Regions from separate parts of the Homo sapiens genome. Here region 2 is linked to region 1. A link is a loop called in an ENCODE intact Hi-C map of the cell type or tissue named here. Cell type or tissue: prostate gland. All regions are shown on one strand. Links, peaks and the distances in the headings refer to the core of each region. The heading gives the core; the rest is flanking DNA. Region 1 overlaps PITX1 (paired like homeodomain 1). Region 2 overlaps PCBD2 (pterin-4 alpha-carbinolamine dehydratase 2).

The links. Hi-C counts contacts between places; a loop is a spot of excess contacts. Peaks named below come from ENCODE experiments on the same cell type or tissue, not always from the same donor. Only the 100,000 strongest peaks of a DNase experiment are listed, where the experiment ranks them.
Region 2: it touches region 1 in a loop (7-fold over the local background); 2 of 110 quality-filtered maps call a loop at or near these places.

What each region holds. Positions count from the first base shown.
Region 1 is chr5:135,012,706-135,028,832 of GRCh38, forward strand. It overlaps PITX1 (paired like homeodomain 1), which reads right to left. Exons shown (of 3, transcript NM_002653.5): 3 at 15,029-16,127. The coding sequence ends at 16,074. Among named protein-coding and RNA genes, the nearest start is that of PITX1-AS1, 13 kb to the right of the region's middle. RefSeq lists enhancers at 12,230-13,429, 13,642-14,231, 14,341-15,026 and a silencer at 12,390-12,849. In prostate gland, for the core only: no CTCF peak of the experiment used is centred there; a DNase peak (open chromatin) is centred at 1,706; H3K27ac peaks cover 433 bases.
Region 2 is chr5:134,937,787-134,953,913 of GRCh38, forward strand. All of the region lies in intron 2 of PCBD2 (pterin-4 alpha-carbinolamine dehydratase 2), which reads left to right. Among named protein-coding and RNA genes, the nearest start is that of CATSPER3, 22 kb to the right of the region's middle. In prostate gland, for the core only: no CTCF peak of the experiment used is centred there; no DNase peak of the experiment used is centred there.

The DNA.
Region 1 (16,127 bases), core at 627-3,126:
TCCTGGTTTCATCTATACATCCGACTGCTATCTACTGAGCTATGCTGGGTGCTGGGGCTTCTATGATGAGAAACCCGTGGTCTCTCCCTGGCTCTCTTGGTGCTCACAGTTTTGTAGGGAAGACAGTCATCCAGCCACTGAGGAAGTGACAATCATTGAATTCAGGGTGGGGGGACTGCGTAGAGAGAATCAGGGCCACATTGAGCATCATGAAAACAGTGTGAAAGAAGGATGGCTCTTCAGGGTGAGACCTGTTGAGGTGCTGTGGGGGAATCCTCTGAGGGCAGGAAATGCCTGGCCACTTCCGGCACGGAGAGAGCTTTGTGTCCATGCCCTGAAGCTGGGCTGGGGTAGATAGGGTGTTTGTGCCCCTCATGACAGGGGGAGTTGCTCTGGGTCTGACAGGTCCAGGGATGACGCCAGGCTTGGGGCTTCCAGGGGTGCTCTTGTGGGTGCAGCCCCATTAGTAGGGCAGGCAGGCCCCAGGCAATGGCTCCAGTTCAGGGCCGGGGCAAAGCAGACATTGCCAGCTGCTCACACAGGGTGTGCCAACATAGCCATGGGAACGCTAAAACATATCCAGCTACTCTCATCAGGAATCCTTGGAATTGCTCTAGGCATCTGAGAGTGAAAAAAAGATTTAAAAATTGGCCTCAGTGGGGCAAGGTAGAAAGTGCCATGGTTTTGGAGTTGGGACACCTGTGTTCCCTGTTAGGGAGACCTTGGGTAAAGTGTCTGGTCTTTCAAGCCTCACCTATTTCCTGTGAGAAATGCGATGATAAAATGACTGGGTGCAAGGATCAAATCTCTGTAAGGTGTGAGAAAAGAGGTAGTCAACTCATGGTTCACCCTTCCCCACTGTCAGCCCTGCGCCTCTGCTGGGGGCACGTGTAGTGGGCTGTGCTGGTCAGGGGCTGAGAAGGACAAGGCGAGCTTGACGCTGGTGTTGGTGGGGAAAGTATGGAGCTGAGAGCAGGATGCAGAGGTCATGAACTATACAGGGGTATGAATGGGTCCCAGGATGGAGCTGGTTCAGAATAGGCAGATGGCACGTCAGATCTGGAAGGCCTAGATCCCATGCCTAGGAAGGCAGACTTTGGGCACAGCCACCAGGGTGTGGTGTGGGAGGGTGCATTCGTCCATTTTGTGTTGCTATAAAAGAATACTGGAGGCTGGGCAATTTAAAAGAAAAGAGGTTTATTTGGCTCATGGTTCTGCAGGCTGTCCAGGAGGCATGGCAGCACCTGCTTCTGGTGAGGCCTCAAGAAGCTCCTACTCATGGTGGAAGGCAAAGCAGAGCCCGTGTGTGTCATGTGGTGAGAGAAGGAGCAAGAGAGAGGGGAGGAGGGCTACCAGACTCTTTTAAACAACCAGCTCCCGAGTGAACTAACAGAGTGAGCTCTCACTCATCACGAAGTGGGGGCACCAAGCCGTTCACAAGGGAGCCGCCCCCATGATCCAACACCTCCCACTAGTCTCCACCTCCAACATTGGGAGTCACATTTCAACATGAGATTTGGAGGGGACACACATCCAAATTGTATCAAAAGGCAAGCTGACTTTAAGGGCACAAGAAGAAGGCTTTCAGAGAGCAGAGAGCTGGTGGGGGCAGAGGTGACGTTTACAGGGCCGGCCCAGCACTGCTGGCAGAGCAAGCTGATGGATATTTGGCACAAAGTCACAAAGCAGCATTTCTGTTTGGCTCTATTCGCCTGCAGAGCAAACACGGCAGATTGGAATTCCCACTTGGGCTCTCACCAACTCAAACAGGCTTGGCCAAGACCTTTAATTGATTTGCTTGGGGCAGAAGTGGCTCTGCTTACCCACGCCTGGCTGTGGAAAGCAGGACCCTCCTCACCCTCCCCCGACCCTGGGATCTAGTAGGGTTGACCCTAAATGGCTCCTTCGTCTCCAGCCTGCCAGTCTGATGGTTTGGGGGCCACAGTGGGATACAGGGGACTTGGGCCCGAGTCTCCTCCTGGTCATGCCCAAGCCCTCCCCCAGTTCTTGTGGGATGGATCTGGAATTCAAGGCTGGAGGTGTTTGGAAGGTGGCTGGATTTTCTTTTTTTAAAACTGCTTTCTGATTCCACCAGCAGGAAGCAGGCCCTGTATTGTGGAGATCGAGGCAGTGATTGAGAATGTGAATGCCCCTGTCCATTCCAACAGCCCCTAGAAATCTGATACTGGGACTCTGGAGACCGTGCCCCTTGAGGCTTTCTTCAAATGCTTTAGCACACCTCCTAGAGCAAACTGGCCTTCAACAGGTCAGGTCTGGCTCTCTGGGCATCTCTGCCTGTGTCAGGCTTTGTCCCTGGCCCCAGATGGGTCTGCTGTGTTGTCCTACAGGCCCTCAAGAGAGACGATGGTTCTGAATTCCTGACTAGGCTACTCAGAAAAGAGAGGAGGTTGTTCTGATTATAGTCACAGGGGTTGGAAAGAGGGGAAGGAGATAAATGTGACGGTGCAAAAATCTATCAACACACGGGCATCCCCACTCTTCCCCATACTGTGCTACAAAGAATTTTGTCTGTGCTTGGTCGGCCACAGGCTACACCTGCCCCAAGTTCTATGTTTGACTTTATTGTAGGCTTTGTGTGATGTGGCATTAGGAGAATGGTGGAGAGCCAGGCCTGCAGAGCTAGAGGGAAAGGGGAGTATTTTTGCTTTCTCAGCCAGCTCCTGCATTCTCCTCCATGCTGGTCAATGGGCAAAACAGAGGGAAAGTTAAAAGACCAGCGAGGTTGGATGAAAACACAACAGGGAGCCGGGAAAATGGAGGGAAGAAGGAAGCAAAATCTGAGGGCTGAGAGTCTGGGAATTGTGGACAGCAGCTATGATATAGCTGGTGGGCATGTCCTGGAGACAGGATAAAGGAGGGGGTTAAGGTTAAGTGTCCTTGTGGGTTAACAGTGGGATCCCTATGGGTGTTCTTTGAGAGAGGCAAATGATGATTGGAATTATCTAAAAATTATTTTTGGTTGCTCTACCTTTTAAAAATGAAGCCCTATGGATAGATTAGACCAGGTGGAGTCTGGGTTATATTCAGGTTATATAAAAGATCACCCTGCATAATAGAGACCTACTGGGTTAACAGTGGGAAATGCTAAGAGGGCTTTCCATGGACTGAGCCCTTAGCTGGGATCAGGGGCCTCCAGGTGAAGCATACCAGAGGGTGGTGGCACCAGGTATGACTGTCTTCTTGCAAGATGAAACTAAAGTATCAGAAGGGAAGTGTGGAAGAAACCAGAAGGTGATGAAGAGCCTGTTTCAAAACTCTTGGGAAACTACAGAGTGACTGGGACCTGTGTGAACTGGTGATGGGACCATGGTGGTGTTCTCGCAGCAGCGGAACCTCGCTGCCCTCCAACTTGGCATTTGGGGAACACTGCCCCTGACTTCTTCTCTCTCCAGTGCTACTTCGATCCCTGGGATCAGGGCCTGAGATAAAAAGAACTCTTCAAAACTTGACGTTGGAGCTGGGCATGGTGGCTCACACCTGTAATCCCAGCTGCTCAGGAGGCTGAGCTGGGAGGAGTTTGGGGCCAGGAGTTTGAAACCAGCCAGGGCAACATAGTGAGACCCCGTCTCTAAAATGTAAAAAAAAGAAAAAGAAAAAAAACTTGATGCTGGCCCAGAGAAGGAGGGATCCAAACAGAGGTCAGGCCAGAGCTTCAACGGCACAGCCTGTTCTCCTTACTGACTGTGGAAATACTGCCTTCTGTTTTGCCAGTATTTCTGTTTATAAGATTTTTTCACATGTATGACTTCAATCACATAACAACACTTATTCCCATTAAACAGGTGGCAAAACTAAGGTTCAAAGAGGTGATGTAACCTACCCAAGGTTGTACAACTAAGGGGGAAGAACCAGGATTCACAACCAAGTGTGTCTGGCTCTTTAGCCACTGCTATGGTGCCACACAACAATCTTCCAAGGAATTGTTGTCCCCTTTTATAGGCAGGCAAGCCAGCACTCAGACTCACTGGGCCAAGGTTATCATTAAAGGGCAGAGTCAGTATTTGAACACAGGCCCCTCTGCTCTACTGCCTCATAGCAACCTTATTCTTTCTTACTGAAGCAGCTATTTTTTCAACTTTAAGAACCAAGCCATGATTCCCTTCTGAGAGGGGCCTAACTCTGAGAAGGGGGCGGTGGTTGCACAGACGGGTCTTGGTTGGCCAGTGAGTTCACTGGCACCTTCTCACTGCTTGGTCCAGGCTCTGAAGTCTGCTGGCCCTGGGAGCCCCGGGAGCCGGGAGATTGGGAGGACAGCAGGAAGAAATCAGTGTGTGCAGAAAGGGTGGTGACTGCGGCGTCTAATCAGGAAATTACAGCCTGGGCAGAGAGAGAGGTTTGGCTTGACATCGCCTTTCCCTGGGCTTCAGTACAGCAGGCCCACATGGTGGAGGCTTGGCTGCAGATGGGATGTGCTAAGCAGGCGTGAGCAGGTCACAGCAGGCAGGATGCACCAGCCTGGTCGGTGTCCGGATGCCCACAAGGCTGGCCCTCTAGGGTGGCGACTTGCAGGCAGTTTCCTCTGCCTGCCCTTGCACCCACTCATAACTCGATCAGCAGGAGTGGCAGCTGTGGGCATCTGGAAGGGGTGCCTTGAGAGACTCTTGGCTGGAGTTTTTTATCTGACCCTTGAAAAGGCAAGTGGAAAAGGAGAGAAAACATTATCAGGTGGAAAAAGCTAGCTGCAGAACTATACATATGCGACACCATCTGCATTAAAATGAAAAAGAAAAGGGAGAAATAAATAAAACACCACACATAAAGTGGCAGTGAGAGGTTTTTTTTTTTCTCTTTTAGGTGGCAAAGATGATAGACAAAACCTAGGATCGGGCCGGGCGCGGTGGCTCAGGCCTGTAATCCCAGCACTTTGGGAGGCTGAGGTGGGCGGATCACGAGGTCAGGAGTTCAAGACCAGCCTGGCCAATATGGCGAAACCCCGTCTCTACTAAAAAAAAAATACAAAAATTAGCTGGGCATGGTGGCACGCGCCTGTAGTCCCAGCTACTCGGGAGGCTGAGGCAGAAGAATTGCTTGAACCCGGGAGGCGGAGGTTGCAGTGCGCCGAGATTGCACCACTACACTCCAGCCTGGGCAACAGAGTGAGACTCTGTCTCAAAAAACAAAAACGAACAAGCAAAAAACCTAGGATAGGCCTGGGTGTGGAGAATGGACACCCTTGTCCACTTTTGGCAATGCAAGTAAGTGTGGCCTTCTCATAAGACAATGTGGATTAGATTTTATATGTGTGCTTCTAGGACCCAATCATTCTACTTCTTGAAATTATCCCAAGGAGCTAAATAAATGTCAAATGCACAGAGACACATGGATAAGGATGTTTACTGTGGCTTGTTATAATAGGAATATAAGGAATCACCTAAATGCTCATTGGTGAGGAACTGGCTATATTATTATGAATCCATATTTGTGGCCATTAAAAGTAATGATTTCTTGATAAGAAAAGATGTTCTTGATATTTTATTGAGTGAAAAACGTGGCTTTCTAGAGCAGCATGGGATCTGGCATCCTTTAAGTAATAGTGAGTGAGCATATAGAATGAGCATATAGACATTATGTCTGATGAAGGACATCTGCAAGGATAATCATAAAAATATTCATAGTGGTTTGGGGGATCTCGACTTTTGTCCTCACACTTTTTTGAACTTTTTGAATTTTAAGAATGAGTGTGTATTTTATGATCAGGAAAAACAACAGTTTTTACCTTGAAAACATTGTATGTGTGTCCCTGTGGTAGGTGGAAGGGCATTCTCTGCAGAAGGAACCAAATGCACAAAGGAAAGATGGCAGGAGCTCCGTGAGGGTTAAGGGAGTGCCGAGGTCAGTGTGGCTGCAGCCTGTGCTGTGGGGTGAGGGGTGGGGGGACTGGAGGCTAGGGCAGTAGACTGGAGCCAGATCCTGAGGGGCTCACATGCTCAGCGGGGCAGTTTGGCCTTTAAGGGATGGGAATCGTGGTAAGCAAAGCAGTGACCTGGCTGGATTTCATTCCCACTGCCTCTGAGGGTGGCTGTATCCCCCTCACTTGGCATCTAAGGCTCCTCTATTCTCTCTATTCTGTCTCTCCTTCCTCTTCCCATGCCTCCCAGGCCAGGGATCCTCTTTGCCTGGCTCAGTCTCACCTCTACTCCTGCATACCCATCCCAGTTCTGCCTGTCTTTTAAGGCTGAGTACCAGGCTCCCTCTAACAGGAAGCTTTCCCAGATTGCTCCCATTAGCCTTGATTTCTCCTTTCTCATGCTGTCACCCTTGACCTTTTGTATCCTACTTTGTATCAGACCTTAATTCCTCTACCCATAGATATTTATTTTCGTAGCACCAGCTGGGGAGGGCTGTGGACTGCAGGGTCGTCCCTGACACCTGGATGCCAGTGATCAGCCTGCCTGAGATATGCCAGCTTTAGAATCCTGATGGAGGGAGGGAGGAGGAGGGCAGCAAAGAGACCCAGCAGTTATTTTATGCCTATCTGTCACAGGCACAGTGCCAAACACCATATGTAACTTTTCACATTTTCCCCACTTTACAGATGAGGAAACAAGCTCAGAGAAGTTCTGTGGCAGTGAATGAGTGGTGGTGCTGTGAGTTAAACCCAGGCTCTGCCTAACTCCAAAGTTCGTGCTCTTAACCTCCATGATCTTGTCTCTGGCCCTCATTTCCCCACCACACCCGGAGGTAGGCTGGGCTGGGTGGGCTGAGGCAGGGTCTTCCTAGGCCTTGCTGGCCAGAGCAGGAGGCTGGTGAAAGCCCAGGACTTAAGGGACTTCAGAGGGGGACGTGGTTCCCTCTCACCCAAGGGGGAGCTCTTGACCTGCTGGAGGATCTGGGGCAGTGTAGCATCCCTGCTGGGGGCTTGGAAGTGCCACTACCCCCAAGGAAGCAAAGCAAGAGGCTTCCCTGGGGAACCTGTCTGGAGGGGAGGGAGGTTGGACATGTTGGTCAAGAAAGAGCGTCTTCACTCAGAAATCCTCCAGCAGTACGAGGTCAGTGAGATGAAAATGAGTAATTTTGTGCTTCTGAAGCAACAACCTACTTGACAGCAATATTTAATGGTCATATCCAGGGTCTTTTCAAACCCTGACAGGAAATCCCAAGAGGTAGGCAGGTGGGGCCAATGCCCGCTTGACAGAGGGTTACTGGGGTTCTGTGAGGTGACATCATGCCCTGGGAAGAGCCCAGCTCACGGGCTAGGATTTGGGCTTCTGGACTCCCCGAGGGGATCGTGCCCTCCTCCAGGCCCCTCCACCAGCCTGGGCTCAGTGGATATCCCTGCCTGGAGGGGCTGGGTGAGTCTCTGTGAGCCTGGGGGGCTGGGTGGGCTTCAGTTGCCCCACTGTGGGCTCTGGACTGTGGGAGAGTTGAGAGGCCTTGGTGGAGATAATGCCAAGCTTGGGAGAAGCCAGGGGTTCACCATGAATTGTGTGTGCCTGTACTCATTCCGGCCTTGGTGACAATAGGAATGCCAGCTTGGGGATGGAGGAAGGATCCTTGGCCACACCGTGCCTGGGGTGGGGTCTTTTGTGTAAGGGTATCCTTTATTGAGTTGCATTTACCCAGCGGGAGAGAGGTGTGCGTGTGTGTGTGTGCGCCTGTGTGGGCATGTGTGTGCACAAAGAGGCTGGAGTCTGGGTGGTGATGCGCATCCATCCCAGTGTGTCCTGGAAAGTTCCCAGATAGGCCACAGGAGGGAACGGTTTGGGGAAACCCTTGCTGGGCCCCGCCACAGCCTGGCAGGTGGTGAAGTGGCCAGCCACTTTGTGGCTACGATGCCTTAGAGAGTTTGCCAAGCACTTTCTGTGAAGTCATTGGGATGTTAAACCCTTGGTTCAATTAAATGGGTTAATAAGCATTGTCTGATTTTGATGAGGAATAATAATATAATGTGATAATAGCAATAATGGTGCTATTAGCTGCGATTATTACACGTGCTGCACTGTCCCAGGCATGGAGGGGGGGCGGCTTGCATTCCCGCATGCTCAGGCCGCATTTTCCACTCATAAAACCCCATTCTTCAAAGTCTTTCCAGCCCAACTCCCGATATCCATTTTCAGGACAAATTACCAACACTTAAAAAAAATTGGTCCATTTTGCGTGAAAGCCAAGTTCAAATTACTGTTACTTTCCCCTTTATGTTGGAAACTTAAAAAAGGATAGGGGTGGGAGCTGAGGGGGACACAGGGGACAGATACAGGAGGCGAGGCAGAGGAGGGGGAAAGAGAGAGAACGGTGTATGGATGAAGAAGAAAAAAGCGAGCCTTCTTGTTTCAGTAAAAATGTATTTCTGGAATGATGTTTCAGTTTACTCAGGCAGAAAAATTAGAAATGGTGTGCTTATTAAACAGGCTAAGTAAGCATGACTATTTTTAGTAGTGTAGTAAAACCTTGGTAATTTGGACCTCTTTAATAAAGATTCCATGATCATGGTGGCTGGCAGGCACACACTGTGTGTGTGTGTGTTGTGTGTGTGTCAGGGCAAGGTAGGGGTGCAGATCGGTTGCTGAGTTGGAGGCTGGGGAGCGGGGAGGGTGCAAGAAGGGACGGAAGGAAAAGGGAAGGACTCCCTCTTAGGAGAACCTGCTTCAAACACTGAACTCTTTTGCTTAGTAATCAAAGATCGTTATAAATTCTTCTCACTGAACACTTTTATTGGCACCTACTAGTATGACATCTGTTCAAAGAAGAATGTATTTGAAAACAAAAGTTTCATTTCTGTAAAAATCTGTAAAAGTTTACTTGATAGCTGTCATACTGGCCTCCCTCAAATGAGGCTGCATCCCAGGTAGGTGATGACTGGCACCTCAGTGGGAGGACAGGGGCAGTGGGCGGAAGGCTATTCCCTGTCCTGCGGGTCACAGGGTTTTGTATTTTTAAAATAATCATTATTTTATTTCATCATTGCAAAACTGATACATTGTCAGTGCAAAAAGACCTTGAAAGGAACAAATTTAAAAAATGCTCATTTTCCCCGTCAGAGGTAGGTGTTATTAACACTTTGTACATATCCATAAATTTCTCTGTGCATATATAAGAACAAAAATGGCACTGTGCTTAAGACTGTTTTGTTACTTGCCTTGTTTAGCTTTTTTGACAGAGAAGCTCGGTTAAGAAAAAGGGCAATAGTGAATCTATATTTAATTTTATGCCAAACTTACAAAGAAAAGTCATGCATCCCGGGTTGCTCTTTCTTGGCCACATAGTAGACGCTAGATAAAGGAAGTGTCCTTAATGGGGTCCCACTGCTATGCTGCATAGAAAGATGAAGAGTCAGGATGAGGGCCATGCAAGGGGTCAGCTATTGTTGGGGCCTCCAAGGGGCTGCTGGTCGAAGAGGATTCTAGGGAAAGGTTTGCCAAACAGTGAACACAGCCCCTGGGAGTCCTGGGAACCAGCCTCTAAATGCCTCTCTGGGTAACGAAGGGCATAAACACAGATATACTTTTGGAATAAAATTGAGGTAAAAATATACATAACATAAAATTTACCACTTTAACCTTTTAAGCTGTACAGTTCAATGGCATTAAGTACATTCACATTGTTATGCAACCATCACCACCATCCATCTCCAGAGCTTTTTCATCCTTCCTGAGACTCTGTACCCATTAAACAGTAGCTCCCCTTTTCCCATCCCTCAGCCCTTGGCAGCCACCATTCTATTTTCTATGATTTCACCTCTTCTAGGAACTTCATGTAAGTGTAATCACAATCTTTGTCCTTTCGTGACTGGCTTATTTCACTTATCACAATGTATTCAAGGTTCATCCATGTTGTAGTTGTGTCAGAATTTACTTTTTAAGGCTGAATAATATTCCACCATATGTATACACCACATTTTGTTTATCCATTCATCTGCTGATGGGCACTGGGGTTGCTACCACTTTTTGGCTATTGCGATAAACATGTTTTAGCTACTGCTGTGAACGTGGGTATGCAAATATCTCTCTGAGCCTCTGCTTTCATTTATTTTTGAGTATATACCCAGAAGAGAACTTACTGATCATATGGTAATTCCATGTTTAATTTTTTTGAGGAATCATCATACTGTTATTTTTTTGTTGTTGCTGTTTGTTTGTTTGTTTTTGACAGACTCTCACTCTGTTGCCCAGGCTGGAGTGCAGTGGCATGATCTTGGCTCACTGCAACCTCCAACTCCTGGGTTCAAGCGATTCTCCTGCCTCAGCCTCCTGAGTAGCTGGGACTACAAGCATGTGCCACCATGCCCAGCTAATTTTTTTGTAGTTTTAGTAGAGACAGGGTTTCACCATGTTGGTCAGGCTGGTCTCAAACTCCTGACCTCAAATGATCTGCCCACCCTGGCCTCCCAAAGTGTTGGGATTACAGGCGTGAGCCACCGCGCCTGGTCCATCGTACTGTTTTCTGTAGTGGCTGTTCCATTTTACATTCCCAGAAGCAATGCACAAGGGTCCCAATTTCTCCGCATCCTTGCCAACACTTGTTATTTTCTTTTTTGATAATAGTCATCCTGATGGGTGTGAGGCGCTATCTCATTGTGGTTTTGATTTGCATTTTCCTAATAACTAGCAATGTTGAGCCTCTTTTCATGTGCTTATTGGTCATTTGTATATCTTGTTTGGAGAAATGTCTATTCAAGCCCTTTGCCCATTTTTGAATTTGTTTTTTTTATTGTTCAGAAACACTTTTAAAAGCGGTGCCAAGAGCTGCCTGTGCTGAAAAGGAGTGAGCGAGTGAGTGGCAGAAGGGAAGATGCAAGAGAGAGGACACAAAGGAGTGCAGAGAGGGGGAAAGGGTCAAGATTTGTTTTGTGGAATGTGGGGGTGAGGGAGGGCCTTCCCTCAATTCTTTTTTTTTTTTTTTTCTTTTTTAGATGGCGTCTTGCACTGTCGCCCAGGCTGGAGTGCAGTGGCACTATCTTGGCTCACTGCAAGCTCCGCATCCCGGGTTCACGCCATTCTCCTGCCTCAGCCTGCTGAGTAGCTGGGACTACAGGCACCTGTGACCACACCCAGCTAATATTTTTTTTTTGTATTTTTAGTAGAGACGGAGTTTCACCGTGTTAGCCAGAATGGTCTCGATCTCCTGACCTCGTGATCCACCCGCCTCAGCCTCCTAAAGTGCCTCAATTCTTTTATTCAACAAATATTTATTGAGCATCTACTATGTGCAGACACTTCTGAGGGGTTGCTGTCTATACCTGTTTGACTCAGTTCACCATGCTGGCTGTCTGACTACACTGATCCTGTTCAGCTGCCAGGGCCAGCCTCTGGGAGGCAGTGCTTATAGTCACAGCCCATTGACTCTGCAGTCAGGCTAGGGATTGAGTCCCTAAAGTGGTGTGGTACAGCTTAGGACAGGTTACATGACCTCTTTGAGCTCCCCATTTCCCATTTATAAAATGAAGCTAATAAGAGAAATGAAACATGTCAAGTGCAGTGGGGGACAGCACAGAGTGAGACATATGCCTCAGCCAGCCACAGCAGCTTTCATCCCCTGTGAGGGCCAGCCTGCCCTCTGCCTCCTCCCTGCTCCACAAGCAGCTTCCTGCACCCTGACCTGCTCCTCAGCAGTGGTCTGATTCATGGAATTGCAGCCCCTCCAGCCAGGGCTCCAGTGGCCCTCTCTCGTGAGTGCTCTGCAGCTGCTTGACAGGTAGAGGTAGACACCTGCCCTGGGCAGTACCAGCCAGTCAGGAGGCAGGACCCAGGAACCTGCAAAAGCAACGTGGGAGTGTGAAGAGTGGGGTTCCCCTGATGGGAGAGGCAAGGAGGCAGGGACCAGCAGGGGCTGGGGGGGTGGCCTCAGGGTTGGGGGGGGTCTCCCCATCTCGGAAACAGGAAACTTGTAATCCGGACTGACGTGGGAGCTTGGATTTTGTGATTGAGAATTCAGGGCCCTTTCTTCACCAAAAAGCTGCTCTGTGCCTCTGTCTGCCCCTACCCCAGGGCTTCCTCTGTCCCTGATACCTGTACGCTTTGCTGCTGTCACATAGCCCGGAGCTTAGGAGGGCAAATCCTAGGGCCTGGGGCCTTTTCAGTCTCAGTCCTGGAGCCCAGCTGAGTCTAGCTTCTTGAAGAGAATTCTAATTTTTTATTTCCTTTCCCTCCTGAATACAAATGTGATTCATGTAAGGGTAATGTACAGCACAGTGGGTGCGAGCGCAGGCCCTGGTCAGAGGGTCTGAGTTCAGGTGCTGCCTCTACCCCTCATTAGCTGCCTGTGCCATGTTGGGCAAGTTACTGATTCCCTTTGAGCTTCAGTTTCTTCCCGTGAAAAATAAGGATAACAAATCCCTCCCTCATGAAATTGCTCTGAGGAGCTTGCTGGGGCCTGGCGCTCAGGAAGAGCCTGCTGTTAGCTACTCATAACATGATATGCAAACAAAAAGAAGTGTCCAGGCATCCTTGCCCCATGGTGCTGGGCGCCCCCAGAAGAGCATGCTGGGGTGAGTACCCCTGCTTCGCCCCCTGCCCCGCGTCCTGTCCCTGCTCATCTCTTAGGGTATTGACTGGGCTCTGCCTCTCCCCAGAGGCCAGGTAGGTGGCAGGAATTGGGTCTGGTTCCTCTCCCAGGGCCTGGCCCACAAAAGATTGGTGGGGAGATTGTACCACAGGACAATAGGCTGGGTGATCGAGGGCCCAGAATCTAGGATAGTTCCTGGGGTGGGGTGGGGGTGTGGCCAGGAAGACTGTCAATCATGACTCATATTCAGGACACCCTGCAGAGGTGGGGACGGAAAGCTGAGCTGGGAAAATCCCAAATGACGTCTAAAGTGACCTGTTGAGAAATTTTGACAGGTAAGTCCTAATAATGCAGAAAGCGGGGAATAGGACCTCAAGAGGAGAACCAGGGCATTTCACTTTAATAAAAGAATAGCAATACCAGCCTCACAGGGCTGCGTGCAGGTAAAGGGGCTCATGAATGAGGAGTGTACACTTAGCTTGGGGCTTGGGGCCTTGTGTTGGTTCAGTCAGCATTGGAGCTTGGTACTGAACATAGGGATGGAGCCACCTCCCCAGAAGGGCCTTGCCTGACCACCTGGTTTAAAGTGAGACCCCCTTTACTCTCACAGCATCCTGTTGTTTTTCAGCCTAGGTTGTAATTACACACGTCTATTTACTTGTCCAGCAGAGCGGGGGCTGCGTCTGTTTCCACTGCTCCATCCTAGCACTGACAGCAGGGGCACAGTCAATGTTGAATGAATGGCGGTCTCCTCCCCGTCTTCTTCAGGCAAAGCTGGCTAGGAATTCTGCCTTTTTTTTTTTTTTTCCAGAGGATTGGGCTTTCAGAGCCCCCTACAGTCTCTAGCCCCCTTCAGAGATGACCCTGCAGCCGGAGCAGCGGGGAAGGTCTGCATGCTGTAGTCTCTGCCAGCCACAGATGGGTGGGAACAGCTGGGAGGGGCCTGCAGCTGGGTCTTTCACTCACCTGCTTGGCCACAGTCCTTGATGGATGACGGGGTCATTCTGGGACTACTTCTGCCCTTCGACCCGTCTGCAGCTGTTTGGCCTGTGGCCCCACAGATACACTGCATCTCCACCTGAGCCCTGTGTGGCTCCCCTTGCACCTGGTGCTAGACCTGACTTTCGGGACAGGCTTCCTTTTTGCTCTTCACTTTCCTCCAGCCCGCCTCCTTCTAGGTCTCCCCTGACTCCTGCCCTCAGCTGAGACCAGGGCCCTCTGGCCTTGGCAGATGCGTGAGGCTGAGGGAGGCCCTGAGTCCAGATGTGGTTGTGTTTATGTTCCCAGAGAGTGAGGGGTCGGAGCTCTGGACTGGAGCCGCTGGGGGAGGGGTGGTCTGGCTCCAACACCCTGCCCTATTCCACCCCCACCCCCACTAGCCTGTGTATCTGGCCCTGTCCATCTCAGAGCTCCACACTCCAGGTCTCACAGCATCAGGCTGACCATCCTCCAGGGAGGACCTCTCTTCATTCCTCATCTGAAGGTGAGAAAACCAGTGGAAAGATGCCTGGCTTTGGAATTAAAAAACCTACTGGCTCAGTGTGACCTTGGCCCAGCTACAGAGCCTTGGTTCCATCTGTAAAATAGGGACAACACTCCTGACCTCAAAGGCTGTGTTGACCTGGCTTGAGAATGTGTGCACAGGGCTCTCCAGCTGTCAGCTCGTGACTAGGCCTGTGGCTGTGCCCTACTCCTAGCTAGGGCTTGCCTGGGTCCAGGGCAGTGCCAACCCCCATCATAAGGTGATTCTAAAGCAGAATATCAACCCCTCCTTCCTCCCCCACTGCAGCTGCAAACATTTTGTTTTGCCATTAGAAATGACTTACTTAAGGGAAGCAGAATTTTACAGGCAGTTTACAGGCTGGTCTTGTTCAGTAGTTTCCAAAAGCCAGGGGAGGGCGGAGGCGGCCAGCAGTCCCCACAAGTTGGGATGGATTGGAAGTGAGAAGTGAGTCCTGTGTGACGGACACTTTCTCCTGCACAGCCGCACGCCCCTCGGTGGGCTCTCGGCACGTTGCGGGCATTAGGGAGAAAGGCAGCGGGAGGCCCTCGCTATACTCTGATAGATCCAGCCCCCTCAGTCCTCCTGGAATAGCCTGGCCCTGGCTCCGAGGAGAGAAGAGGGGCTGTTGCTGGGCCCACAGAAGAAAAGGCAACCCCAGGCATAAAGAGGCTCTCAGCAGCCCCTGCCCGAACGCTCCTGGCAGGCAAGGGCCCCATAGCACCCTGGGGCCTCGAGGGTCACCGCAGACCCGGCCTGGGAAGAAACCCGTAGAGTCCCGCAGCCGCGGAGGGAGGGGGTTCTCGCTAAGGCGTCCCGCGGACAACGCCGAGAGGCACAGCTTAGCGGGTGCGCACCGGACAGGCTCGCAACGCAGGACGGTGCCCTCATGGGAGCCAGGCTGAGCAGGTCAAGAATGGTGGTGGGGAAGCGGGGTAGGCAGACCTCGGCGGGGGCTGCCTCGGCGCTCTGCTCCTACCCAAGGGGCCCGGTTCCCTTTCTACCCACAGTTCCCTTTCTATCCGCCTCCCTCCTCAGCCCAATGAAGCAGTCGGGGCTCAGCAGTGCTTAGCACGCTCGGACTATGGTTTTAATAGACGTACATGGACAAGTCGATATAGACAGATTTATTACAGTCAGTCCAACATACACAGGGACGCTGTAAACAGGGGCGCGGGCCGGAGAGCGGGTGTGCAAAGTGGGCGCAGGGCCCTGGGGCCGCGCCCCTTGCTCTGCCGGCTCGACTCTTGCACGGCGGGCGGTGAGGAGGGGGCTGTTCGCCCAGACAGAGGGCCACCTCCTAGCCCGGGAGCAGAGCAGAGGGCCTGGGCCTGCAGCTAAGCTCAAGGCTGGGGTGTTCTGAGATGGACCTCCCCCACCTCCCGCCAGGCCCGCACTGCCCGCTGTCGCTCCGTGGCCTTAATATAGGGCTCCGGGGCGCGGGGCCAGCGAGGCTCTACCAGGCGCGCCGGGGCCGTGTGCGGCTCCACTGAGTGCCCGATCCTGGGCTGGGGGCACCGTCCCCCCAAACCCAACGCCCGCCCCAACACGGATCCGACTCGAGCTAAGGCGCTCTCGGCCGGGCCTAGCTCGGAGAGGGCAACTTGGTTTGTACGGGGTCGGGAAATCCTAGGCAAGTCCAGGCCCCGCACATCCAGTCCGCAGGCCCGGCCACTCAGTCCGGATCCAGCGCGGCGGGGACGCGGGATACGAGGTCGTCCTCCCCCGGCCGCTGGGCCTCGGCGCTCGCCTACCGCGCCGCGTGCCCTCCGCGGAGTGGGCCTCCGGGGCCCGTGGGAACACACACACCACCCGCGCCATCCCGAGAGAAATTGCAACTCATCCATTTTTTCGCGGCACTTTTCTCCGACGTCTTTTTGCTTTTTTTTTTTTTTTTTTTTTTTTGTCTTTTTGGAGGGCAGAGTGGGGTCCGGAAAAGCAAACACAAAACCAACCCGGAGTGGGAAGTGGGAGGAGGGGGCTGCGCAGGTGTGAGGTCCGCGGCGCGGTGAGCTGGGGCTTGCGAGCCGGGGCCCCGCGTGCGTCCTCCGCGCCCGCGCCCGCGCCCTTCCCCGCTCCGGCCGCCGGCCCGCGTGGTGCGGCGGGGCGGTCAGCTGTTGTACTGGCACGCGTTGAGGCCCGAGGCCGGGCCCTGCAGGCCGCC
Region 2 (16,127 bases), core at 6,033-8,532, 70 kb before region 1:
CAATCACATTTGTTAAAATGTTACATCTGCCCTGAGAACCACTGGCAGACTCTCAGTTTATCAGTCTGATGCAAGCGTAAGTCTTCATTTGTTTTTCATAAAATGGCAAACCATCTTATACATGTTATTTAATTTTATTTTTTTCTTTTGTTGGTTTCTGCCTTTCATTTCATTGGGCTTGGAAGGAAACTGTGTCTTGAAATTAGTCTGAAGCCGCTTGAAGACTTTGGGAATTTGAATGGAATTGCTTTTGGTGCAGAACAAAATTATCCAGTTGGGAGCCAAGACTCAAATATTATTTCCAAAAATTGTTAGTGGTGGTTCTGTTTCTCACACGAGGAAACGTTTTAGCCTTGTGAGTGTGGGGCTTGAAGCTCTGCTTCTTGGTCTGCAGTGCCTGTAGCTGCCATGCCTACGATGTCGCTGCCTTTTGGTATTTATCATAAGGCATGTCTCCAGATCCGTCATTGTTGCCATCGACTTTGGTGCCAGAAGTGAAACCAGTCCTGCTTCAGTAGACTTGCCTCTCATGCCTCTTTGCCTCCCTTTTAGAAGTCATTTTCTCACTAAGGAACAGCAGCAGAGACACTGAAGGAACCTTTTCTCTGAATGACCATTTTTTGTTTATAAAATGATGTGGGTATTGATGGAACTTCTGAATTTTATAGCTGATTTTCACCATATGACGAGGGTGTCCTCTCACCCTTTTGTGACCTTCCTATTCTGGAGAAGAGTCTGTGTGCTTGGGAGCTTTATGTGTTGGGTGGGGTACTTTGGGAACACAGGATTAGAGTTTGGATTAGAGTTTGACTTAGAATGGAAATTAACCTTTGACTTAATTGTGTGTGAGAGTGGAGAAGGGGGAGGGGATAGAGTTAGGAGGCTGTGAAGTTAGGAATGCTTGAATGCTGTCTGAGAGGTTTAGAAATTTTAATTACTTTAAAAAATATATACTTAGAATACTGTTAAAGGAATTTTTACCAGGTTTTAAAATATTGCATTAAAACTCAAACTATTTCCCATTTGTTTTGACGTAACCAAACTCATTTATTACTAACTCATAAAGTTACAAGGGGCAAAAGAAAGGTGTTGTACAAAAAACCATTTTAGCCATAATTTTTTAAGCTTTTAAATAAAGCAGGGCCTAGCTGCACATCTAAAATCCAAAGACTTTACTTAAATGGGATAATGTAAGTACTGGTTATATTAATATAGCCTTCATATTGTCAGATTTGTGAGCACGCATAAATCTGTTTTCTTAAATGTATTATTATAATTGTTTTTTACTCTTTTAAAAATCATGTTTGGAATATACCTGACTATACTTACTATTTAAAGGAAATATATTTAAAGAAAATATTGAATAGTATATTTTGAAAGAAAACCCCAACATGTAACCTTCCAAAAATAGACATTCCTAAGGTACTGTCATCATTCAGTACCGTCCTGTCTTCTTAAAAAGTGGTACACAGACAGAAGGTGCAGAATTTGTATCTTATTACAAGCTCATGTTAATGTAGTCATTTTTTATTTTCAGGTTTTGATGTTTTGTTGTTTTTTTTTTTTTGAGATTCTGAAGTTTTTAGAAGTTTGTATTTATAACTTTTTAAGCCCATGTAATGCATATGGGGCATCTGCTGGGCCATAGGAGGAATCTTCACTTTTGGAGGGTGTTTTTAGGGAAATCGGAAGCAGTCAGGAGAAAGAATGGTGCATAGTGCCCCTGTCTGTTCAAAAAAACCAGAGGCTCCTAAAATCCTGTGTAGCATCTACCATGTACAGACAACCTCCATTCTTAAAACTTTAAATGCATCTAAGGAAGGGACAGCCTTCTGCCTGCAATGAGCAACAGCTTCACATGAGACACCCAAGAAGGTTCAAAAATACTCTTTCTGGAAAGGCTGATACAGACATCTGTGACTTGGGGTCTGCCTCACAGTATATGAAACTGAAAGATAGATTGGACACTTAACTACCTTAAAGTTTTACTAGAGCTTGTAAAGACACTTCCGAGGTCCCAAAGAGGTCCTTTATGCCAGACAGAGCCCTCTAGATTCTTTCCCAACCACCATGAAAAACCAGCCCTCTCTTCCTAAACAATGTAATTGCTGGCATAAGGAGACCCCCACTCTGTAATAAGAAATTTTTTTTTTTTTTTAAATCACCAGGAACATGGCACTTTTTTCCTTATGTTGGCCATCAGGTCACACAGCGGGAAGAACACCTATCATTGGTCCACCCACTTCTTCCCATTATGGGAAGGCTGAGGCTGAGAGGGAGAAGTAACTCTCCCAGGCGAAAGAGCTAGACCTGCACCCAGGTACACCTTCCTTTCTCTATCTGTGGACTTCTGGTGTCACAGGACTATTTGAGTAATTTTCCATTATACTCTGCATGGCCCAGAGAGATTTAAAGTTAAAGCAGAGTACCACTTTTGTAAATAAAATGAAATCAAACTCTAACAATTGTAAGGCATGATTTTCCAAGCCTCCGGGGTTTAGGGCAAGTAACTGCTGCCGTCCCTGCCGGCTCCAACCCTGTTGGTCTCCTGAGGCCTGGTTCTCTGGGTTGTACATTTCTTTTAGAACCACCCCAGTTTATTTCTGACCTTGTGCCCACATCCCATAGTCATGGTGCAGCATATATATTTTTTTTTTTAATAACCCTGGATGTGCAGGTGGTCATATTTCCTAAGGTTTCAATAAAGAATGTATCTCAGAACACCAGGGTAGGAATGGCTCTTAAGTTTGCACTGGGTGCTTGAGGTAAGATTAGGCAGACCCAGAGGGTAGTGGAGACTTTGACCTTATCATGAAACTCTTTAAATATCATAATTTTGAAAACATAAGATATGAGGTATTTCAGAGCAGTACTCTATTCTCTAGGCACTAAAGATAGAAGTGAATGAAGCTCTTTTTTCCTGACTTCTCAGCCTCCTCACAATCCCTTGGTGAGTGGCCCTCTTTTGGACAAGTGCAGGGGCTGAGTGTGGAGGTTGAGTGTCATGTCCACAGACACATGTGACAGGAAGAAGTATTTTGAGCATAAGAACTTGGTTCCTGGCCGGGCATGGTGGTTCACGCCTGTAATCCCAGCACTTTGGAAGGCCGAGGAAGGTGGATCATGAGGTCGAGACCATCCTGGCCAACACGGTGAAATCCCGTCTCTACTAAAAGTACAAAAATTAGCGTGGTGGCGCATGCCTGTAATCCCAGCTACTCCGGAGGCTGAGGCAGGAGAATCGCTTGAACCAGGGAGTTGGAGGTTGCAGTGAGCCAAGATCACGCCACTGCACTCGAGCCTGGGCAATAGAGCGAGAGTCCATCTCAAGGAAAAAAAAAAAAAAAAAAAAAAGAACTTGGTTCCTGAGAAGTCTACTTTGAGGATCTTTCCACAGCACACACTGCCTGCACCTTGGAGGATTTGATGATGATATCCTTGCCATTTCAGTTTTGGTAGGTAGATTATTTGTTCTGACAGGTTTAATTGTCATTGTTTTGGCACACTAGACTGTTAATACCTGAATTAATTGGTTGCTTTAATAGGTGTTCAGCTAAAAGAGGACTTCATCATATTATCTAATGTTTCCACTGGGAGTTGAAAAAAGGGATTTTAAAAAACTTTTTCATTTATTCCATAAATCCCCAAGTATAGAATTGCTCTTCTAATTTTGCCCCTGAAACTGCAATGTATGTTGATAGAGAGTTCAAAGATCTTTATATTCAGAAGGCCTGGCTTTTAAAAGATATATTTGGTATACATGTCTCTCTTCTACATGAAACCATAAAATGGTTTCTAAAAGAGACAGTTACTCGCTGTATGTGAGACTGTGAAGCTTCTAAAAATAAGTAAAGAAAACCATGGTGCCACATGGAGAATGAGTCGGATGTTTTAATAGTATTTAGTGATTCAGGATACACAATTAAATGAATATTATAACAGTTTTGGAAAAAAGGGCACAGGGAAAAAAACTACGTAATAATTTTTTCTTTTTCTAAAACCTGTTATACTTTATCTCTTGTAATTAAATTTAAAAAATAAGATTATGGGGGCTGGGTGTGGTGGCTCACGCCTGTAATCCCAGCACTTTGGGAGGCCGGGGCGGGTGGATCACGAGGTCAGGAGATTGAGACCATCCTGGCTAACACGGTGAAAGCCCGTCTCTACTAAAAAAGTACCAAAAAAAAAAAAAAGTTAGCCGGGCGTGGTGGCGGGTGCCTGTAGTCCCAGCTACTTGGGGGGGCTGAGGCAGGAGAATGGCGTGAACCCGGGAGGCGGAGCTTGCAGTGAGCCAAGATCATGCCACTGCACTCCAGCCTGGGCAATAGAGCAAGGCTCTGTCTCAAAAAAAAAAAAAAAAAAAAGATTGTAGGAAACTTATTTTTGCTAAAATTTACTTTTAAGTAAAAGAAAAAAAAAATGGAAAAAGTATAATCTGACATCAGGGATTTGTACCTAAAGATGCACACATGGAGGCTTTGGAGCTGGACATAGGGGACTTGAATTTGCATCCCAGCCTCACTTTTTATGAGGTGCGTGACTTTGGGCAAGTGATTTAACCCCTCAGAGCCTCAGTTCTCTTCTCTGTAAAATAGGAATGATAAACCTGTTCACAGGGCTGCAGTAAGTACCTGGTCCAGAGTAGTTATTTTATAAATGCTCATTATATTTTCCCCTCCTCTTCTTCATCCTAGAACTGAATGATGAGAATCAGTGGTCAGAGTAATGACTCTGAGATACACTCAGATCCATAGTCAGCAAGAATCAAGTTATGTTCAGAAGGTACTACTTGATCAGAAAAGAGGCTATTCAGGTATTGCCATTGAGATGATGAAAATAAAAAAGTAATTTATGATTAATACCAAAATAGAAGGTAATCAGAGATATCCTGTTCCTTGTGTATACTAGATGATAATATTATTAGTTTTAAATTTGAACATTACTGTGTATGTGAGGGCACTGTGCTGTGTGATTGGTTCATATCATCTCATCTTACCTAGATGGGAAATGCAGCCCAGCCAAGTCATACAGCCTGCTTAAGGTCTGGGTTGAGAGCCCAGGTTTTGGATTCCTGGTCTGATGCTCTTTCCATCATATTGCATTGTTTCTGATAAAGTAAATGTATTTTTAAAATGTCTTATTCCTTTGCAAATCAAATACATAAATAAAGTAACTATCATTTATTAATTTCCTTATTGATGGACATTTAGAGTCTTTCTCATGGTTTTAGTACGGTCAGTTCTGTAACAAGCATCCTATGTCTCCTTGTGCATAAGTGTAAGAGTTTCCATACAGCATAAATCTAGAAATGGAATTGCTGGGATAACTTCTGGTACATGGATTAATAAAAATGAAAAACCAGGATTATGAGAAGGTCTGGGCTTGATGACATTCACATTATAGCCCAGGGACAGGCTGTTTGTCATCAGAAAACCCCTTCCATTCATGAGGCCATAGAAATCCATGGTGACCGAAGCACTTGTGACTTCGGAGCAGTGTGATCTGATTTTGAAGTGGTTTTGAAAACTGGGGACGGTATACATAAGGTGCAAAGATCACGGAAACATGAATTAGCAAGTGGGGCCTCAGTCTAGGTTACGAGTGCTTTAGGACAAAAAATAATCACTTTTAAGGAAAAGTCACTGTTGATAGCACTCAGAATGCCACCAGTATTGCAGATTTGTAATCTATTACTTTAAACTTTTACAAATGCTCATGGTGTAAAGTTCAGACCCAAGTTACTGAATGTCTGTTGCCTGAAAAGGATACTTCAAAATTATATTTTCCCTTTAATTTCCTGAATCAAAAGGCTCCAGGTTGTGACAGAAATGTCACTACTTGCTGTCTCCATTCCTGTACAGAGACCCACAAGAGACTGAAAAATGGTGTTGGTCAAGTTGTCTTGGGTTCTGTGCCTTCTGGGACCGGTAGGAATGCAGTGTGGACTGCAGTGGAGCTGGGGTTGGGGAGCAAATGCCTGGTCTGCTAGTACTGTCTCATCCACTTGTGTTTTAGTAATCTCATTGCTTTCAGTGGAGGGATCCTATTTTACACTGATCTTTATGAGCAAAGATAATTATATATATTTGCCTGGGTAAGCAAATTAATAAACTTGTAACAAAGTGTATCAGACCATTTCTTTGGCAAGACCTACTAGAACAGTTTGTGAAGCAGAGCTGCTTCCAATGGAGCATGAAAAGCTTTGAAAATTCTCAGCAACAGCAGAAAGCAACATTTGAAACCACCCTTAAAAAATTGTTTTCCTCTTCCCCAACCAAGTTTATAAAAATTTGGTCAGACAGGCGTTTTGTTTTGATTTAAAATATTTTCAGTGAATTGTTATCTGCCGAATGCACATGTGTTCCTGCACTTTTTCTTTCATGATTGAAACTTTAAACCCTTCCCTTAAGTTCCCCTAAAAACCTCCCTGTGCCTAGTAAGGTTTTGCATGTGTGAGGAGGGTGAAGGTATTTGGACCTTGGAGAAACTTTGCAATTTGAAATCTGCCTATGCAGTTGTACACCAGAAATGAACATGGTCAATGCCATATTGTGCTCTTTGTCTTTTTCTTCTACCAAGATTCCTCACCCCTAGGAGACGTTGGTTAATATAGGCATTTCGGTTTGGTTAATCTGATCATGAGTGCCCGTGAGCATGGCATGAGGCATGATTGAAGCAGTTATAAAAATTTGGCTCAGAGTTAAGCCCTATAATTTGTTTTAAAGAATTACCTCTTCAGTGACATTAAAAAAAAAAACACAACAACCCAAAAACAACAACCAAAAGACTGTGGTTTATAACACCACACCTGGTCCAGATTGTACTGGATGAATCCATATTTGCTTTGCCATAAATGATTTTGAGGGTGGAATTCTTGGACTGTTTTCTATCTTATAAACCCTTGACATTGTACTGGTACCTGTATGCTCACAAACCTCCTGACATGGGAAAGACCGGCTCAGCCTCCCACTGAAATGTAGGTTGGCTGCATTTATTCTGCATGTTCCTAGAATGAGGAAATGATATGACAATAAACAGAAATGCCCTTGCTGAAGAGAGAAGGGAAGCTGGTGTTTATCTGGTCAGGTGGTTTAGATTAGCTGTGATGCAGCTTTGTATTATGTTACTTTAAATCATTGTGTCCCAACAGGACATAAATTATGAAGATTGTTACAGTATGTTTCATCCTATGTAAGATCAACAAATTGGAATAATTTTTTATAGGAAAATCACAGTGCTTTTGGCAAGGCTATTGAAGCCTTTAATTTGACTTGAGTATGTCTCAAATATTATTGCTTAATATATAAAGTATGATTTGCATAAGGTATGAAATAATAAACTTGTAAAAACAAAAGGGAAGAATTTCCCTGTAGCAGTTGCATCAAATGGCAGTGCACTCCTCCTCCAGCAGTGTGCTTTTTTTGCCCTGATGGTTTAGAGCCAGTTGCATGACTTTCCTCTGATGGGATTGCAAATGAGCTGAGCAGTCTTTGCAGAGATGGAGCTTTGCTGTGTGCTGCGTGCCTGTCAACCCTACCTGCACAGAGAAGGTGATTGCTCCGTGGCAGAACAGAATGGGAGCCTGCTCTGAGGAGGAGAAAACAAATGATCTTGTTTATATACACTCAGGAAAACAAACCATTTTTCTTTCTTTCAGGATATTGTGAATTACTTATATAAAAAAAGCCAACCTCTCCAGAAACTTCCTAGATCAACAGCTGAAGTTAAGATAATTTATATAGAAATGCGGAAAAATTTGACTTAAGAATTTATTATTTTAAATGTTTTCTCTCTTCATTGCTATTTTCTGAATTACTAGCATAATTTGTGAATTTTTGACACAGAGACTTAAAATTTTTCATTTATATTCAAGATTCAGCTAAGTTTGGCTACACAGAACAAATTTTCTAGATTTTAAAAAAGTGGCATAAAATTACTTTATGTATGATTCCAGCAAATTGGAACCGCTTCAGTGTCCCAAAGAAGCACATTTTCTGCGCAAAGCACTGTGCATTTTTGTGAGACCTCCTCACACCCAGTAGTGATGTTAAGAAGTAACAGAGCCTCAGATTTACAGAGTAGTAGAGGCAAGAGAGGTTTAGGATTTGCTGAAGGCCATAGAATGAGACATAGCTAGGATTAGCATTTTTCAGGATATAAGGATACCACCCACCAGACTTTGTCTTTGATACCAAAAATAGGGTTTAAGTGCTAAGCTTACTTTCCTTTCTTTGTGGCTATAAGCCCTGGTATTTTTCTTTAACAAATAATTAAAATTATTATTAAATAAATAAATATACTTAAATAAGATTGTTTAAAACAAAAACAAAAAATCCCTACTTTCCATCTATAAGGGTAGGAATGTTTCTCTCCTTAAGCCTACCCTTATAGGTTGGGTAGGCTTAAGGAGAGAAAAATAACAGGTTAAGGATAAATCCTGAATATATTTGTGGTTTCCTTCAGCTCGATGTCTGAAGATTCTCACAGGTTCAGGGACTATTCCAAGTTTGCAACCTGTGTGTGGATTTTGAAACAAATACAGACAACTTATGAGACGGTTTCTTTGCTGGGCTTCTTGCTTGACACAGTTTTCTGAAACATGGCTCTGGCAGGCTTTTTTCTTCCATGGACACATTGCTGCCGTTTATCACTGAAGTTCCTCTGTGGAGTTACCAGGAGCTAATATTTGGATGATGTACTTTTCTTGCAGAAAATATTAGCAAATGTTGCAGAAACTGTGCTTTAAAAACTTTTAAAAGGGGAATGGATTCCCAGTTTAAAAATAAGCAAAAGAAAGGATAAACATGATTTCATTGATGGTGTGCAACTGCTTTAGAACATCAGATATTTTGTGATGTGAAATGGGATGATACTCTATTTTACAAAATGTGTACTGCTTATAGAAAATGTATTTACTGTACCACTAAGCCAAACTTAGGTGTTGCTTTGTTTCCTTAAAATATTTTTTGAGTCGCTGTGGCTGCCCCACAGATGATGGGGGAGTAGGCATTCTTTCTGCCCAGAGCACTTGTTCTCTTCCTCCACCCTTTTGGTTGTTATTGTAGCATCTTGACTTTCAGCTTAACACATCCCAACTTAAGCAGAAGCCCTTTTGCCTTCTCTCTCTTTAAAACTAGATCCATAGAAATTATTTTTATTACAGTAATAGGGCAAGATAGTTTTATGTCATATATAAACTGGAATTATGTAGTGTTAGTAGTAGTTATGTCTCCTGAAAGGAACCAGTTGATTATAAAGAAGAAAAGTTAGGGAGTAGACTGTCATTTTGCATGCTATTAAAAAAAAAAATTTTTTTTTTTTTTGAGATGGAGTTTTGCTCTTGTTGCCCAGGCTGGAGTGCCATAGTGCGATAATGGCTCATTGCAATCCCTGCCTCCTGGGTTCAAGCGATTATCCTGCCTCAGCCTCCCGAGTAGCTGGGATTACAGGCATGTGCCACCACACTTGGCTAATTTTGTGTTTTTAGTAGAGACGGGGTTTACTCCATGTTGGTCAGGCTGGTCTCAAACCCCTGACCTCAGGTAATCTGCCTGCCTTGGTCTCCCAAAGTGCTGGGGTTACAGCCATCGCGCCCGGCCTCAATTTTTTTTTTTTTTTTTTTTTTGAGACGGAGTCTCGCTCTGTCACCCAGGCTGGAGTGCAGTGGCGCAGTCTTGGCTCACTGCAAGCTCCTGGGTTCATGCCATTCTCCTGCCTCAGCCTCCCGAGTAGGTGGCACTACAGGTGCCCACTACCACGCCTGGCTAATTTTTTGTATTTTTAGTAGAGACAGGGTTTCACCATGTTAGCCAGGATTGTCTTGATCTCCTGACCTTATGATCCACCCGCCTCGGCCTCCCAAAGTGCTGAGATTACAGATGTGAGCCACCGCGCTCGGCCCCCTGACCTCAATTTTTAAAAATATATTTGGGCAGGTACTTTGTGTATCTTAGTGGTTCGGAAGCACAAAGTTGAAGCCTATGAAGTCGTTTTTTTTTTATATAAAGTAGAATTTCTTATAATTTTATAATGATGACAGTACCAAGGAGCTTAAATACAATTTTTAAAAGGATTGCTAAAACAAAACTAACTAAACTTTGGTAATCTTTGCAATACCTCTCACCTCATAAGACTCTGAAAGCCAACAAATAAGGATTATCAGCAGATTAGGGAAGAAAACCTCCAACAGGACTTTTCTGAGGCAGCTGATTGGCAATAATGAACAGCCCCAGTGAATTGCAAAGCATCACAAGTTATTTTGACACCAGGGAACTCTGGTAAGGGGCTTCTCTTGGGGTGGTTTTAAAACCAGTGCTTCTGTTTGCTTTAGGAGAAAAGAATGGGTAGAAAACTGGTGAAATGTGCTAATTCAAAACTGAAAGATTGTGAGAAATTTAAGAAAGAGCTAATCAGACTGGGCAATTGGTCTGCCCAATAGTAGCTGATGAAGATATGGCGAAATGAATTTAAACTTAGGTGCAGAGGAATTTGGAAACCGGTAGTGTCTCTTCAGGGAAAAGATACTCATAGCTAGTGATCACCTTGGCCAGAATGTCTTTTTGGTATACATCAGCTGTGTGAACTCTATCTAGTTAGAGAACTTTCACTAAAAATGAAACAGAAATGAAGGGCCTTTTGGTAAAATCGTGTGTAGAGTTTTTTTTTGTGGATGTAAACCCTGCCACCTGGAGAATAGTGGATTTATATTAATATACTCCTATCTAAGAGGAGTTTTCCTAGCCTGGGAATTCAGTAGAAATTTACTGATGTATTGAAAGTCCTAATTCTGCAAAAGAAAGTTGTTTTGCACCTTGCTTTTCATTTAACAGTATATGTTGAAGATGGTACCATGTCATTAGCTAAAGAGTTGCCATATTTTTTCAATTGGCTGTGTAGGCTATTATGGCAATTGCCAAGAATAGTGACTTGAAGCTTTTTTTTTTTTTTTTAAAAGGCTCTAAAATGCTACAGTATGAAAACAGCTTTTGAAAGCAGTGTTTAGAAGTGAGCATGCTATCTCACAGGTGTTGACCTGTTCAGTGACATTTAAAAAATGTACTTATTACCATGAGCTAAGGGGGACTCATTTCGTCTGGGGCCTGGAAGAGCAGGCAGCTTTTTCAGTAGCTTGTGGATGTTGTCTTCAGTGCCTGGAGAAGCCAGTTTTAATTTCATAGTTGGATATTCTTGGCCTGAGTTATTGGAAATGTTGAGCTCTGTGGCGGATCAAGTAGATGGCAAGTAGACTAGTGGCTTAGGATTGGTGGGAGTTGTGTCTGCCCCCAGACACACAAGGGACTGCACAGGGAATGGTCCTCAAGCAGGCCTTTAGCCCCACTTCCTCAGGGAGACATGAGTCACCTGCTTGGCTGAGATGCTCGCTGACAGATTGCCAGTTCCGCAAGGAAATCTTCCCGTGCCGACACCCACTCAGAGAAACAGTGCTAAAGATGTTTCTGGTTTTCTGAGCCTTGTAAAGGTGAATTTCTTTGGCCTTCAAATTGGTCTTCTGCTAGGTTTGGAAAGGAATTCTTCCTTTCCAGGCCACAGACACTATAATATCAAAGTGTTATTGATGATGATAATAATCACTAGCATTAACTGAGTTCTTAATAGAGTGCCAGGCATACTGTAAAGTATATTACATGAATTAGCTCCTTTTACGTATGGGGAAACTGAAACTCGTTTCAAAAGTTAAGTAACTTTTCTGAGGTCATATAGCTAGTGAATAGCAGAGCTAGGAACTGAACTTAGTTGACCAGTGTGCTAAAAATATGTCTGACAGTCCAGAGAAAAAAAGCATGGATTAAATACATCTTTGGTTGGATCTGTTCCTCACAGTTTAGTTGAGAATATTCTTGTGTTGCCTACAATTAAAATCTGACGTTTCCTTTGCAGCGGCTAGAACAGTTAACAGTGTTCCACGTGAAAGTCTTGGTGAGACATGTAATCATGTTCTGTGGCAAAGAATGCCTTTACTTGGTGCACTAGACAGTGTTTATGTGATTGATAAGTCACCAACACCAGGGGAAGGTCCTGTCCTGTGACATGTGCGTGCTTGGCAATGATCTTGCCTTGCATTTTGCTTAATAATTTTCATTATTTTTAATTAAAGTTGAAGAAGTGCAGACTCTAGCTGAAATTAAGGTAGGTTGTGTTGCCGGAATCTGGTAATTACTTTAATTGATCACAAGATAGTTTCCTTGATCACCAATTAGAGTAAATTGCTGATCATGTTTCAAGACGTGAAGAAATGCCCAAACTGATTTATGTAATAGTGTTTTCATTTGTAATCAGACATAAATATCATTTCCTTCCATAGCAATTGTGTTTTATAAAAGAAGGGTTATAGGCCTACAAACATAATGGTGATTCATAAACAATAGATGTCTAATTCATTGAATTAGTAAAGGAAGTATTTAGAGGCTTAATGGAGATTGTACTGGGGAAATTACTTTGGAGTAGCTGGTGCTCATTTTCTTAGTGGGAGATATGTTCTTTTTTAGTGCATAATTAAAATAGTCTATAATCAAAATATAAAAGGCAGCTGATTTAAAGAATGTATATCAAAGAGACTTGCTCTGAGTAACGAAAGATTTGTATTGTAAGTATGTGCTAGAAGTCTTAGAACTTTAATAAATCATACATGTTATTTGACTGAAGCTGTATTTTAAATTCAGGGTGCTGTTAAACATTTCACAGATTGATGCACGATTTTTGTCTTGGTTTTGTGCATCTGATAGTCTTTCATAGTTTCATGGAATAAAATGAAACAAAAGGAACTTTAAGAAAAATTAAAGTTCCCAAAGAATACTTGATTTGGGGTTCATGGAAAAATCTTTAATTGCTGATGGTTTGGAGATTTCCAAATGACAAACTTCATTGGCCCAATTTACTGTGATTGTATTGCTTACATTCCTTAAAATGGTAGAGTAACTTAAAAAGTCATACTTCATCATACATTCATTGACTTGTTCATAAAATGTTTGTAATTTGCAATAGAGGAAAGACTGAAACTATTATCAGCCATTATACGTTATTTGTTGGCCATATGTTTGTTTGAAATGGCTGTGGCTCAACAGAACATGGCTCATAGACAAACTATGCTGTAAATTGGCACTAAAAACCCACCTAAACAGGTAGGCATATGTTAAGAAGTTAACATGAGCCAAAATATTTTAATGTGAACCAGGTTATGTACATTAAAGGATTCCAGCTCCCTTTACAGTGGGAACTTCATTTGCATGTTGTTCATTTTTTTCCCAAACTAATTTTTAAAAAATAGATCAGGTATACACATGGTACGAATTCAAAAGGTACCAAAGAATGTAGGAAGTCTTCCTGTTTGTGATTCTCAACCATCCAGTTCCCACTCTCCACTCTCCTCATCTTTCACCATTGCTCCCATCATTCTTGTATATCCTTCCAGAGATATTAATGCATACACAAGCATATAATTTCTTTTCTTTCCTTTTTATATGCTTCATGAACTATTGTTATGCATATATTTTTTTTCATTTAGTAATGTATCTTAGAGGTACTTCCATGTCAGAGGATAAATGGTTTCCTTGTTCTGCTTAATGGCTGCATAGTATTCCAGTGTGTAAATGTACCATAATCTTTCTAATCAGTTCCCTGTTGATGGAGATTTTGCTGTTTCAAGTCTATAGCTATTACAGGCAGTGCTGCAATTACCTTTCTTGTAATTTATGAGTATGTCTGCAGCACAAATTCCTAGAAGTATTGTTTGGTCTAAAGGCATGGACATTTTCAGTTTTGACAGATAATGTCAGATTGCCTTCCATGATGATGATATCAACTTATATTCACCAGCAGCATGTGAGAATACCTTTTCTTCTATATCCTCACCAACAGAATATTAGCAAATATTTTGATCTTTTTCAAGCTAATAGGTTTAACTTAGTTTTTAATTTGTATTTACCATGATTGAGATTGAGCAGTTTTTATGTTTCAGAACCATTTGAATTTCTTTTCTGTTATCTATTATGTCCTTTGCTCATTTAAAAAATGGTGGTTGGTCTCATTAATATGTAGGAGCTTTTTATATGCTAAGGAAGTATATACTGCAAATATAATTTGTTGTTTATCTTTTGCTTTTGTTTGTTGGATTTTATTACCATACAGAAAAAATTTTTTTTGCCTGTCTTCTTCCTGCAGTACAGAAAAAAATTTTTCGTGTAGTAAGATTTATCTATTTCTTAGTAGTAGTTTTTTAAAGTTTTCAGGAAATAGAATTTATAAATTTCTTGTTAAGTTACTCTTAGATTGTTTTTCGGTGCCATTTTAAATGATATCTTTTCTTCGGTATATTTTCTAATTGGTTATTGTTTGTATGAGAAGCTGTTGACTTTTTTTTTTTTTTTGTCTTATTCTTGACTTTAATGGGAATTCTAGCATTTCCCTATAAAGAATGATGCTAAGAAAAATGATGCTGCCTTTGGACTGAGAATATATTCTATCGTATTAAGGAAGGATGCATCTATTCCTATCTATCAGCATTCCAGAGAATGTTTTCAGTACTATTTCTACTTTTTGGAATTGATTGAGATTTTCTTTGTGGACTAATATATGTTTAATTTCTGTGAATATTTGATGAGCGCTTTAAAAGTGTTATTCTCAGTTTTTAGAGTTTAAAGTATAGCAATTAGCTCTACCTTTAAAATTATGTTTGTTTGTTTAATCTGTCATGGGTTAAGAGATGTAAGTTAGGCTAAGTGCAGTGGCGCATGCCTGTAATCCTGCCACTTACAGGTTTAGAGGCTGAGGTGGGAAGATTACTTGAGGCCAGGAGTTCAAGACCAGGCTGGGCAACATAACAAGACCCCATTTCTACAAAAATTTAAAAAAATTAGCCAGGCATAATGGCACTTGCCTGTAGTCCTAGCTACTTGGGAGGCTGAGATAGGATGGATCCCGTGAGCCCAGGAGTTCAAGGTTGCAGTAAGCTATATTCGTGCCACTGCATTCCAACCTGGGAGATAGAGCGAGACCCTGTCTCTTAAAAAAAAAAAAAAAAGTTAATTAAAGTCTCCAACTATAAATGTTTCTATTTATTCCTATATTTCCTACATGGGCTTATTCAATGCCATGTTATTATTTGTAGTGTAGATATTTGTAATTATTTAATCTTCATTGGTGGATGCAAATTTATAAATGCAAATTACCCGCTTCAGGACTTTTAATGTTTTGCCCTAAATTAGCCTGTTCAATATAATTTATTAACAAGTTTTTTTTTTTGCATTTGCTTATGTGCTTTTATTTTTAATGATTGAATTTTGCTTTGTGATCCAGCGTGAAAGTTTTCTCTTTATTTTGATTGGTTGGATTTATGTTCTTTACATTTATTGATTGCACAGATGAGTTTAGTCTTATAAAACATGGCAGAACCAAAATACTTTTTTCTTCCTTATTTTAAATTATGATATGGACTGTGTTTTCTTTGTTTCATTTTAATTATGTTTTTCTTTACTTAACTGGGAATGTTTATATTTTTATTTTGATTCTTGTGGATACTATTATAACTATATATAGGTATATAACTTGATAGTACCTTATGGATAATATAGTATATCGTATATATATATAATACCTATATATAGTATTATATACATATATATGTACTATTATACCTATGTATGGTATCTACAAGATCCTATAAAATTATATACCTATAATTTTACATAGAAAATATAGTCTTCTATTTCTGGCTGGGCATTGTGGCTCACACCTGTAATCGCGGCACTTTGGAAGGCCGAGGCGGGCGGATCACTTGAGGTCAGGAGTTCAAGACCAGCTGGGCCAACATGGCGAAATCCTGTCTCTACTAAAAATACAAAAACAAAAATTAGCCGGGTGTGGTGGCACGTGCCTATAGTCCTAGCTACTTGGGAGGCTGAGGCAGGAGAATTGCTTGAACCTGGGAGGCGGAGGTTGCAGTGAGCTGAGATTGTGCCACTGCACTCCAGCCTGGGCGACAGAGTGAGACTCCATCTTAATAACAACAACAAAAAAAGAAAATATAGTCTTCTATTTCTTTATATAGCATTTATGGTCCCCCCTCAAAGCAATATTGAAATAATATTTTCTCCTACTTTTTGTTCACTGTT